Regions from separate parts of the Homo sapiens genome. Here region 2 is linked to region 1. Evidence: chromatin contacts called from ENCODE Hi-C or POLR2A ChIA-PET data. All regions are on one chromosome and are shown on one strand. Each heading gives the region's core, a stretch centred on a gene start or an enhancer-like site at or near the end of the contact. The rest is flanking DNA. Distances are from core to core; before and after follow the strand shown. Region 1 overlaps GALNT10 (polypeptide N-acetylgalactosaminyltransferase 10). Region 2 overlaps GALNT10 (polypeptide N-acetylgalactosaminyltransferase 10).

What was found. A loop is a pair of places that touch in the nucleus more often than their neighbours do. ChIA-PET counts read pairs that join two places held with the same protein, here RNA polymerase II (POLR2A). Pooled maps may share reads with other maps.
Region 2: a loop to region 1 is called in a pooled map, with 3 times the contacts of the local background. The contact joins two enhancer-like sites. A Hi-C loop is called at or near these places in 2 of 168 maps with a recorded cell type or tissue (PC-9 and ascending aorta), 1 of 37 single-sample maps with no recorded cell type and 8 of 50 pooled maps. POLR2A ChIA-PET finds 5 or more read pairs at or near these places in 3 of 52 experiments (A673, CD4-positive, alpha-beta T cell and MCF 10A).

The regions. Positions count from the first base shown.
Region 1 is chr5:154,235,832-154,240,663 of GRCh38, forward strand. All of the region lies in intron 1 of GALNT10 (polypeptide N-acetylgalactosaminyltransferase 10), which reads left to right. Among named protein-coding and RNA genes, the nearest start is that of GALNT10, 48 kb to the left of the region's middle. RefSeq lists an enhancer at 2,049-2,098. Within about 2 kb of position 3,305, at least 2 of the 41 ENCODE cell types and tissues checked have a DNase peak (open chromatin) inside an H3K27ac peak, as active enhancers do.
Region 2 is chr5:154,365,082-154,370,495 of GRCh38, forward strand. The region is part of intron 4 of GALNT10 (polypeptide N-acetylgalactosaminyltransferase 10); the gene reads left to right. Among named protein-coding and RNA genes, the nearest start is that of MIR1294, 21 kb to the left of the region's middle. RefSeq lists an enhancer at 4,959-5,414. Within about 2 kb of position 3,055, at least 15 of the 41 ENCODE cell types and tissues checked have a DNase peak (open chromatin) inside an H3K27ac peak, as active enhancers do.

The DNA of each region.
Region 1 (4,832 bases), core at 2,055-4,554:
CTTAATGGCAAGAAGTCATATTGCCCTCATTTTACTGATAAAGGAACTGAGGCTAAAGACTTAGGAGGAAGCAAAGCCAGACCTGGAAATCCATAATTTTAGAATAGGGATCCTTTGTATTTTCTAAAAGTTTGCCCTTTTGTTCATTGTGCCAAGTTCCCACAATTTGATGTTTACATAGTTCCCAGACCACTCTTGTGCACAATGATGTTTTGCTTAGGTCTGGGGAGCCCTTGATGTGCCCCATCTTAGGTCTGCTTGGACTGGGAGGGAGACTAGCAGAGGGAGTCAAAACCTGAGCTCTAAAGTTAGATCCCTTGTGTTCACAGTTCCAATCTGTCACTCCCCAGCTGTGTCACCAGAACAAATGGCTTAACCTCCTGGAACCTGAATTTTCTCATGTGCAAAATAAGGACAACAGTGGTACCTACCACATGGAACTATTGCAGGAATTCCGTGAGATAATCCATGTAAAATGCCCAGCTCAGTGCCTGACCCAATGCATCTTAGCTGTCATTGTTACTGTTAATGTAACTATTAGCACATTCACACTAAATGTATCCATCTTTAAATGAGCTACTTTCCATATTTTGGTCATTGCACATTAAACACATTTTTAATCAACTTGTTTTAGGCTTAAATTGTAGGCTCCTCTGGTCTTCTTTTTAGCATCTGTTAGAAGTATTTTTAAAAGCTCTGCCTGAATTCATGGGGAGCCCCTGTAAACCCACTTGAAAGCAGATTTCATCACTAAAAACCCACAAAACACCTCAGTGTGAGTGGAGGAATCAGGATGTAATTTATGGCGTCCACTTCTTGCTGCCATTTGGCATTTTGCAAACTGCCATTGCCATTAGCTGTCACTTTTGAGTATTTATGATCTTGCGGTTGGAGCACTTTGATTCTCATAACAGAAACAGGGTCACATTTAGAAAATGTACCCTGGAAAATGTACCACCGAGCTGGAAACTGAGATCCCCCAGGGTGGTTGATGGATGGGGCTGCACAGGGGAAGTGTGGCCTGCCAGCCAGGCTGCGCTGTGCCCTTTCCACATACCACAGTTGGAAGCTATCTTTGTGTCTCAGGCCTCAGCCTGCCAGGCCTGGGCTTTCTGCTTGGCAGTGTCTAGGGGTCTGGGGCAAAAAGATGTGTAGCTAAATACCAAAACCATTTTCCATATGGATGCCCTTCACAGCCGTGAGATTGGCAAAGATAGAGCTAGGATTTGGCAGGAATTCCTCCATGGTCCTAAACTGGTTCTTTGTGTCCCAGGTAGCAGAGAGTTTGGGATCTTGCAAGTGAGGAAGCATGAGTTAAGTGTGGCACCAATATACTGAACTGGCAAGAGGCAGGACATTGTCGCCCCCTTTGGGCCTCAATTTTTTCTCTGCTAAATGGGAGGATTTGGTTTTGGTGAGCTCTGAGGACCATTCTTTCAGCCCCATTGAATCTCTTGATTTCAGAGAGGTGCTTGACTGTGAAATTATTTGGGATTTTTGGTCAAAAGAAGTTGAGCGTTTTGAGAGGAGAGAAGAAATTGCATTTAAGTTGTGGGGTTTTTTTTTGTTTTTAAATCCAGGCTATTCATTGTGTGTGAAAAAGAATACCATCTCCATCACTGTAATGCATCCGCACGCTTGTGAGAATCTGTCTACCAAAGAGTCTGAGGTGAGGATGCAAGTCCTGACTCGGCTATCTCTGTGAGACCTTGGACAGATCCCGGTTCCCCTTGCTTTGTTTCTCCAATTGGGAAATCCCTGCAGGATACTGCATTACATTAGGTTGCTATGTCTTCTTAAGCTCCTCTTGGCTGGGACAGTTTATCAGACTTCACCTTGTTTTTGAGGAGCCCTGGCCAAGCATTTTTTTAGAATCTGTTGGAATTTGTCTGATGTTTTTCTGATGCGTAGATGGGGGTTATGGGTTTGGGGAGCAAGATTACAGAGGTAAAGTGCCATTTTCCTTGCATCACATCAAGGATACCTACTATTAACATGACTTATCACTGTCGATGTTGACCTTGATCACCTGGTGAAGGTCGCGCCTGCTAGATTTCTCCACCGCACCATGACTCATGTTTTCTTCTTTTTCATACTGTACTCTTTGAAGGAAGTCATTATAAGCTGCCCTTGGCCTCCTCTTTTGAGAAGGCTTTTGGGGCCATTTGTTTATTTCATTAAACATTATTGGCTGCTGCCTGCATACCCGGCACAGTGTTGGGTACCAGGGTTGTGGAGTTACATACGTAAGACATGGCCTGTGCCCTTGAGGCATTTGGGGTCTAGAAGGCAACACAGACACATGTAGCAACAGTTACAACAACCCAAGGAAAGTGCAGTGAGAAGTTCCCACAGGCGTGGAAAGGAAGTCGCCTCACACCAGGCTTTTCTGTTTTCTGTTTCCGTGCTTTAAGTGAATTTTCTTAATGCCCTCTATTTCCTTCAACCATAAAGTTTTAAATGTTAAAAAAAAAAAAAAGCCTAGCTTATTTCCTTTCCATAGTTATCCTGAGACTCCTGGATATTATTTTTTAGGCATTTGCATAGCACTTTCTCTGGTGAAAGCATTTTTTAGTCATTAATTAGTAATCCACATTAATATGCAGATTGAATTAATCTATTTCAGGCAGAAGTCTGTCTTGAGGAAGCAAAATAGCTTAAGTGTTATTTCTCCCCACGTGCATCTTCTCCTTCTCCCCCTGCGCTTTACCCTGGTCATTATTAGGATTATTGCTGTGATTATTAAACGCTGATTGAGCACTGGAAGTGTCTGCGGTGCTTCGAAGAACTCCAGGGAAGGCAAGTCCCTGCTCTCTGGACGCAGAGCTGCACAGAGGCTGCCGTGGGGGATTCATTAGCACTGGGAAAGCGAAATTGGCCTCATAAATAGTCATCCTCAGGAAACAGTTTCAGCTGTCCTATTTTTATTTTAGTTGTACTAAGCTGAATTCCTTCTTGGCTGTTATTGTCTGAGGATGTTGGCTTTTACCTTCAGAAAAAAGTATATCCTTCATAATATGACTACCATTTATTGTGCTGTTACTGTGCACCAAGTGTTCGGCAAACTTTGTATTTGATTCGCACCAGCCTCATGGGGGAGGTTCTGTTATTTTCCTCCTTGTAGAACTGAGGAAGCCGAGTCTCAGGGAGGGGCGATCTCAGGGCTGGTCAGTGTCAGAGCTGAGCTTTGAATTCTTAGCCATATAGCTCCAGAGCCTTCCCTCTTAGTGCTTCTCTTTACCTCACCATTCAGTGCCTTCCCAGCCTCACTGCCCACTTTGTTTCTGTATCTTCACATCTTCCTTCCTCTTCTTGTTGGTCTCTGGGGAATACAAGTCTTTCTGAGATAACTCTGCAGGGTAAGTACTGTCTTTATTTATAGTAGGGCTGGCTCAGGAGTCCTCTGCTGCCACTGAAGGAGGTTCTCTCGCCTCCCTTCTGCCTACCTGTCCTTCTGTGCACAGTTCAGGGTCATCACCCTGGGCAGGGCACGTATAAGGCAGGGGTCCCCAACCCCCAGGCCACGGACTACCTTTCAGGAACTGGCTGGCACAGCAGGAGGTGAGCGGTGGGGCGAGCAAGTGAAGCTGAGCTCCGCCTCCTGTCAGATCAGCTGTGGCATTAGGTTCTCATAGGAGCCAAACCCTATGGTGAACGTGCATGCAAGGGATCCAGGTTGCACACTATTTCTGAGAATCTAATAATAAATGTAATGCACTCCCCTCACCCCCCGGACCCCGGTCCCCATCCGTGGAAAAATTGTCTTCCACAAAACGAGTCCCTGTGCCAAAAAGATTGGGGGACTGCTGGTATAAGGTCTCTGCCATTAATCGAACATCATTTATTGGCTAGTGCTGGGGTTACAGATGTGAACCGCCCATTCCTGTCCTCAACCAGCTCACAGTCTACTGAGGGAAGAAAACACCTTGAGTTCCAGGTGTCCCATTAATTGGGCACTTCTGTTTCTGGCCTTGTAGTAATAGATATCTGTGTTTTAATAAGCAATTCCCACATGCCAGACCTTCTGCTCATAGATTGATATCCATGACTCTTGTTGATTCCTCATCCCCTCCTTAGTGAGTGAGTGTTTTGTTCTCCCCATGTAACAGGTAAAGAAACTAGAGCTCTTAGAAGACTGAATTGCTTAAGAAGAGACATTTGGGACTTGGCAGAGCTGCTTTTCAAACTCAGATCTGCCTGAATCCAGAAGCTCCCTTTTGAGTTACCTTGATTGCTTCCCTTGTAGTGTTGCCCATGTGTGTATGAGAATGTGTATTCGTGTATACACAGGCTTACACTTACCATACATCAGGCACAGGACTAGGTCATTGCTATCCTTATGGGCCTGCCATCTGGTGGGGTGACAGACAGACACAAAAATAACCCTCAAATTTGATTATAGATACTACTTGACCTTGGGCAAATCTCTTAACTTCTCTCAGTCCTAGTGTCCTCACCTATAAAATGACGATAATAAAACCTATGTCCCAGGATTATGATAAAGAGTGGAACAGAGGAAGTACATAAAGCACTTAGTATATAGTAGACCCAATACACAATAGCACTGACTGCAAGTGTTAGTGAGGTCATAATCCCAGGTTAGAGTACTCAGTATGGGGTCAGCTTGACACAATTTTGTGGACTTCTCAGTCATTGGTCTTAGAGCTACAATGAGTTCTTCAGATACTTAAGGACATGGATCATTTCTGATAGTTTTCTGTGTCCTGGGTTAAGAGGGTGAACTTTCCTAGCAGACAAGATGGATGTGTACTCAACACCTAATAAATGCTATTAATTGATTGAAAACAACCATTATATTTTGTGGCTGGGGA
Region 2 (5,414 bases), core at 1,805-4,304, 130 kb after region 1:
GCCTGTTTAGATAATAGCATCTCTTTTTTAATAGATTACTCATCTTCTGCAAAATAGGAGAGAGGAGTTAATTTGTGTGATGAAGTGCTTTCTATTTCTGGGAGCTGGCTGGTGGATGTGACTGCTTGAAGAAGGAGAATAATTCATTCTTAAAATCACCAAAGGCATGTTCAGGCCAAATACCTGCACCCGAGGAGTAGGTTAATTTGTAGCGTGATACCTAAGAACAGGGGGGCCTGTGGTTTCAAAGCAAATATTTGGGGAAGGTGTACAATCTTTCTTTAGGTTGCAAGTCATTCCAGCCACTCATTTTCAGAAAAAAGGCCAGAGAAATAAACTTAACATGTTAATCTAAGCAATCAGTCCAGGAGGCCTTGATTGTTAAGGGATGGTGAAAAGAGACTGACTTAGACTTGAATTCCAGAGAAGCCAACATGAGCTGTTTGATCTTGGGCAGTAATCTAGAGTCCCCTGAAAGAACCCACGTGCACCAAACCATCATCAAGGAAGACTTTAAACTTAACTGAGCACTTGATGGAAGAGGCAGAGTAGGGGTTTTACATCACATACTCTATAGCAGCCCACTCGCAATCTCTCTAGACATTCCTGCTCTCCAAAGTCCCCTAGGCCACACCGCTGGGGACTGTCTGCCCTCTCACCCTTCCTTCCACACCACACTCAGCCTTACTGGTTCCTCTCTCCTTTTTTCTAAATTTTCCCCCCAGAAATTTATTTTGTTAATGGAACATGTCCATTAGCATTCCACCCAAACTCCTCTTCACTTGTTGTCAGCTACCACCCAAAACCACCTAGAGGCAATACACTATTCTTTCCAAGCTGAACTCTAGTGAAAGGAATTGTCTCCATCTCTTTGCTGTCTCCTCCCATGCTTGCCACTGCACTGACTTGTCCAGGAAGGCATGTATATCAAGAGCAGATAGTACTCGTTTTGGTTGGAACTCCACCAGCAGTTGTTTGCTGTTTTAGACAATCATGTCATCAACAGCAGTGCTGCTTAGGGCACTTGAGTTGCCAGCCCTGTCTGTTAGGTAAAATAATATGCAGTCCAATATATGGCACTTACAAGTGTGAGCATTTGGCTTCTTCTCTGTCTTCTTGTAGTCAGCCTAAGCATTTATGTTGAAACACATATTATTTTATTATTTCTCCTTTACATCACAATTGGAACATTATTAGAATTTTTGGAAATGGGTGTTAGGCAGGTTATACTACATATTAATTTTATTTTAAGGTATTAAAGGGTGCCATATAAAACAGCTGTTTCATAAAGGGGCATTGAGTTGGAGAAGGTTGAAAACCCCTGAATTTTCCTTTAAACTGGAGCTACGAGGTAAAAATAAAAATTTTAAAAAAGAAAAAGAAAACCCCTGAATTAGAGGGTGAGTGAGTCAGCCGGATGTTGGAGCTATGTTGGTCTTTGACTAAGGGGGTTAGGTCCAATTCCCTCAGATCTGCTGTGTCCTTGATGTTTTCCAGCTGCTGAGACAATAGGCCCATAGATACCAAAAGCTCCAATACACACCTTTTCCTGGCAACTCTTATGGTGGTAGGAAAGACAACTAAAAAAGGCCCTCTGGAGTCTTTGGGAGAAGGAAATTGGCTATTTGGGAATAACCTCTTCCTCCACCTATTGGTACTTCAGAGATCTCAAGTCAACAGAAAATGATTCTGGTAATGATCTATTGAGGTAAGCAATGCAATGATAGTCCTGTGTATAAAACCCTGGGCACATTGTTGTCCATTCTCAGAAGGCTAGTAACAATAGCAATAGTAACCATGGTATGTCATGCAGAGTACTAGCCTTGGGTCAGGGGCCGTGGCAGAGGACCACCTGTCTCAGGATCAAGTGGGCCACCTTTTAACATTATAGGTTCCAGGCTGTGCCCTAGGCCAGGGTTTTTCAGATGGTAGGAGTAGACTCATTGGAAGGTCATAAAATCAGTTTACAGGGTCATCATGTCCAGGATTTTAACAAAAATAGAATACAAGAGGATAGAATAGAAAAAAATAAATGTATCCCAGTGAATCACACCTTGTATTTCAGTTATATGTGTGTGTATACTTTTGTATATATTTGTTTCAGGTCATGATGTAAAATGTATTTCTTTCTATGAGTCACAGTCAAAGGTTTGAAAGCCACTGTTCCCAGACATGTAGAATCAGAATCTGTGAGACTACCTCAGCATCTGTGTGGAAACCAGTTTCCCTGGGGGTTCTTGGGGCTGAGGTTTGAGAACCTTTGCTGTGAGCCCTATTGGGATATGTGTTCATTTGTCAGACCTTTTCTCACTTGAAGGTGAGAGGACGGAAACAGAGCAGCCAGGCTAGGTGGGGACCAGTGTGAATCTGAGGGCTGTGCTCAGAGACAGGAGGAGGGATGGGAGGGCACCCAAGCCAGCACCCACCCGCTCGCAGGTTTGCTGGGGTAGGGGGCAGAATAGTCTTGGATTCCTTAAAGAACTTCAGTTTTGGCCAGGCACAGTGGCTCACACCTGTAATCCCAGCACTTTGGGAGGCCGAGGTGGGCGGATCATGAGGTCGTGAGATCAAGACCATCCTGGCTAACATGTTGAAACCTCGTCTCTACTGAAAATACAAAAACAAAATTAGCTGGGAGTGGTGGCGGGCACCTGTAGTCCCCGCTACTCAGGAGGCTGAGGCAGGAGAATGGCATGAACCCAGGAGGCGGAGGTTGCAGTGAGCCGAGATCGCGCCCCTGCACTCCAGCCTGGGTGACAGAGCAAGACTCCGTCTCAAAAAAAAAAAAAAAGAGAGAGACTCAGTCTCAAAAAAAACAAAAAGAAGAACTTCATTTTTCTATTATTCTAGCAGGAAACATGGGATTCTGGTTTTGATCATTTAGAGTTCCTAATATGATCAAGATGGCCTAGGTTGATTTTTCTAAACTCACCTTCGGCATTATGTCACACCAGTGATCTGATCCTCAAACCTTTAGCATGCCTAGGAATCACAGGGAAGGCTTGTTAAAATCCGGCTCAGTGGGCCCCACCCATCTGCTTCAGTAGGTTTAAGGTGAGGCCTAAGAATGGACATTTCTACTAAATTCCCAAATAATGCTGATGCATCTGGTCTGGACTCACACTTTGAAAACCACTGTGTGAGATCACCAGAAAGGAATGTACCCAGCATAGATCCTGGCACAGCAGGAGCTCAGGAAATGCTTTCTTGATTAAACTGGACTGAATTCTCCTCAGCAGAGATGCTCTCGCTGAGGTTCAGTCGGCTCTCTGCTTTCAATGGTGCAAGAAATGGCTGGTTGATATTGAATTGTATGCTTTAAATGGGTGAATTGCATAATATGTGAATTATATCTCAGTAAAGCTGTTATCAAAAAGAAGAGGAGGAGGAAAGGAAGGGAAAAAAAAGAAATGGCCGGCTTTCCAAGCTGCTCATCAAAAGTGTCCATTATGCCTGAAATTGTCTTACAAGCGGACTCATGTCAAAGGAAAACAAAGGTCCTCTAGCTGAACTCTGAGCTTCCTTTCAGCTCTGCCACTCTCTAAAATTCCTCCTGGGGCTCTGAGCCAGAAAAAGTATGTCTTTCCTGAAGGGCTGATCTGTTTCCCTTTTCCAAACAGTAAATGATGCTTAAATGCCTGTGCATTTCACCTGCCAAAACCCGTCCTGATATAAACATAGCTTTCCTTCTCAACTTGTCTTTTTAATTTTCCTGCTGTTTATATTTACCTGTCTATAAGTTTTTCAAGCAAGGGAAAGCCTTAGACATCCTAGAGGACTAGGGTTGGAAACTGGTATTTGCCAGGCAGAATAGAGAGACTGAGGGCATTGAGAGGTGGTGTAGTTGCATGGTTAATAATAACAGCTTTGGAATCAGAAATACCTGCTATGATTCCTGGCTGTCACCTACCAGCTGTCTGAAAACAGATTCACACAAAACTTCTATGAGACTCATTTTCTCTTTGTCTAAGAAAGTTGTCACAAGAGAGTGGTCACTAAGAGAGTTGTCACAAGAATGAAATGAGGCCAGGTACAGTGGCTCATGCCTGTAATCCCAGCACTTTGGGAGGCCGAAGTGGGTGGATCACTTCAGATCAGAAGTTCGAGACCAGCCTGGCCGACGTGGCGAAACCCCATCTCTACAAAAAATACAAAAATTAGCCAGGCATGGTGATGCAGGTCTGTAATCCCAGCTACTCAGGAGGCTGAGGCAGGAGAATCACTTGAACCCAGGAAGCGGAGGCTGCAGTGAGCTGAGATGGCACCACTACACTCCAGCCTGGGTGACAAAGTGAGACCTCGTCTCAAAAACAAACAAAAAAAACCCCAAAAAGAATGAAATGAAGCAATGTGTATGATAGACAGCAACAGGGCCTAGGCACGTGGTAAGCACCTGACAAATCTTGACGATGATAAAGGTGAGGGCCCACCTCATCTTAACATTTCCTTTGGTTGGAAACACCGGAGTATCAAAACAGGATAAAAGATGATGCTGTTTACTAACGTGTACCCTCCTCTCTCTCCAAATGGATTGCCAGTACCTTGTGACACACCAAGATTTACAAGTGAATAAGTCTATCCCAGGAAACAGATGAACTATGGTGCTTTAAGAGCAGAAGCCAAGCAGAGCCAAGATTTGACAAGACCCGGGACACCTACAGGTCCCAGAGCCAGTCCAAGCCTCTGCAAGGTTAGCAGCACCCCAGCAGCCAGAGAACCAATGCTGGTGATGCTGCTGACTCATCTGGTTGGTGGCCCCCTCCCTGCTTCCCTTCTGCTGCTCCTCCTCTTCTTCCCTCTTGGGCTGCTCCATGGGGTGCTCTCCCAGATGCTCTGCGTCCTGCCAGAGCATGGGACAGTAGAGCTCTTCTACTTTTGGCGCTCCTCAGTGCTGTTTCTGCAAGGCTCAGTGGCATCAGAGATTGAAACTCTGAAATATTCCACTTGGGAATTGATCTGATTACACAGAGTAGTGAAGATTCCTGAACGAAGCAAACTATATCTGAGTCCTATCTTCAGCACATAACTTGTTAGCTGTGTAGCCTTGGACAAGAAATGTTTTCTGGACCTTGTCTTGAAGTGAAGGTGTTGAACTGGGACCTGCTTCCCTCACAGGGTTGTGAAAATCAGATGAGATGAAGGTTCGCAGACGCCTCTGGCTTGGGTGCTAGGCACGAGGACACCCTGGTGAGAGGAGCATTCACAGAACTTGCCCTCATAAGCTTAGGGTTGAGTGAAAGAGACAGTGAGGAATTCCATAAATATGCAGGGTAATCTGAGCTGAGTGCCTTGAAGGATGAGTTCCAGGCCTTTGCAAGGGGCTGACCTAGGAACCTGCTGTGGTTTGGGTACATCAGGAAAGGCTTTGTAAGGAGTTGAATTGGCACTGGGATCTGAAGGATGAGCAGGAGTTA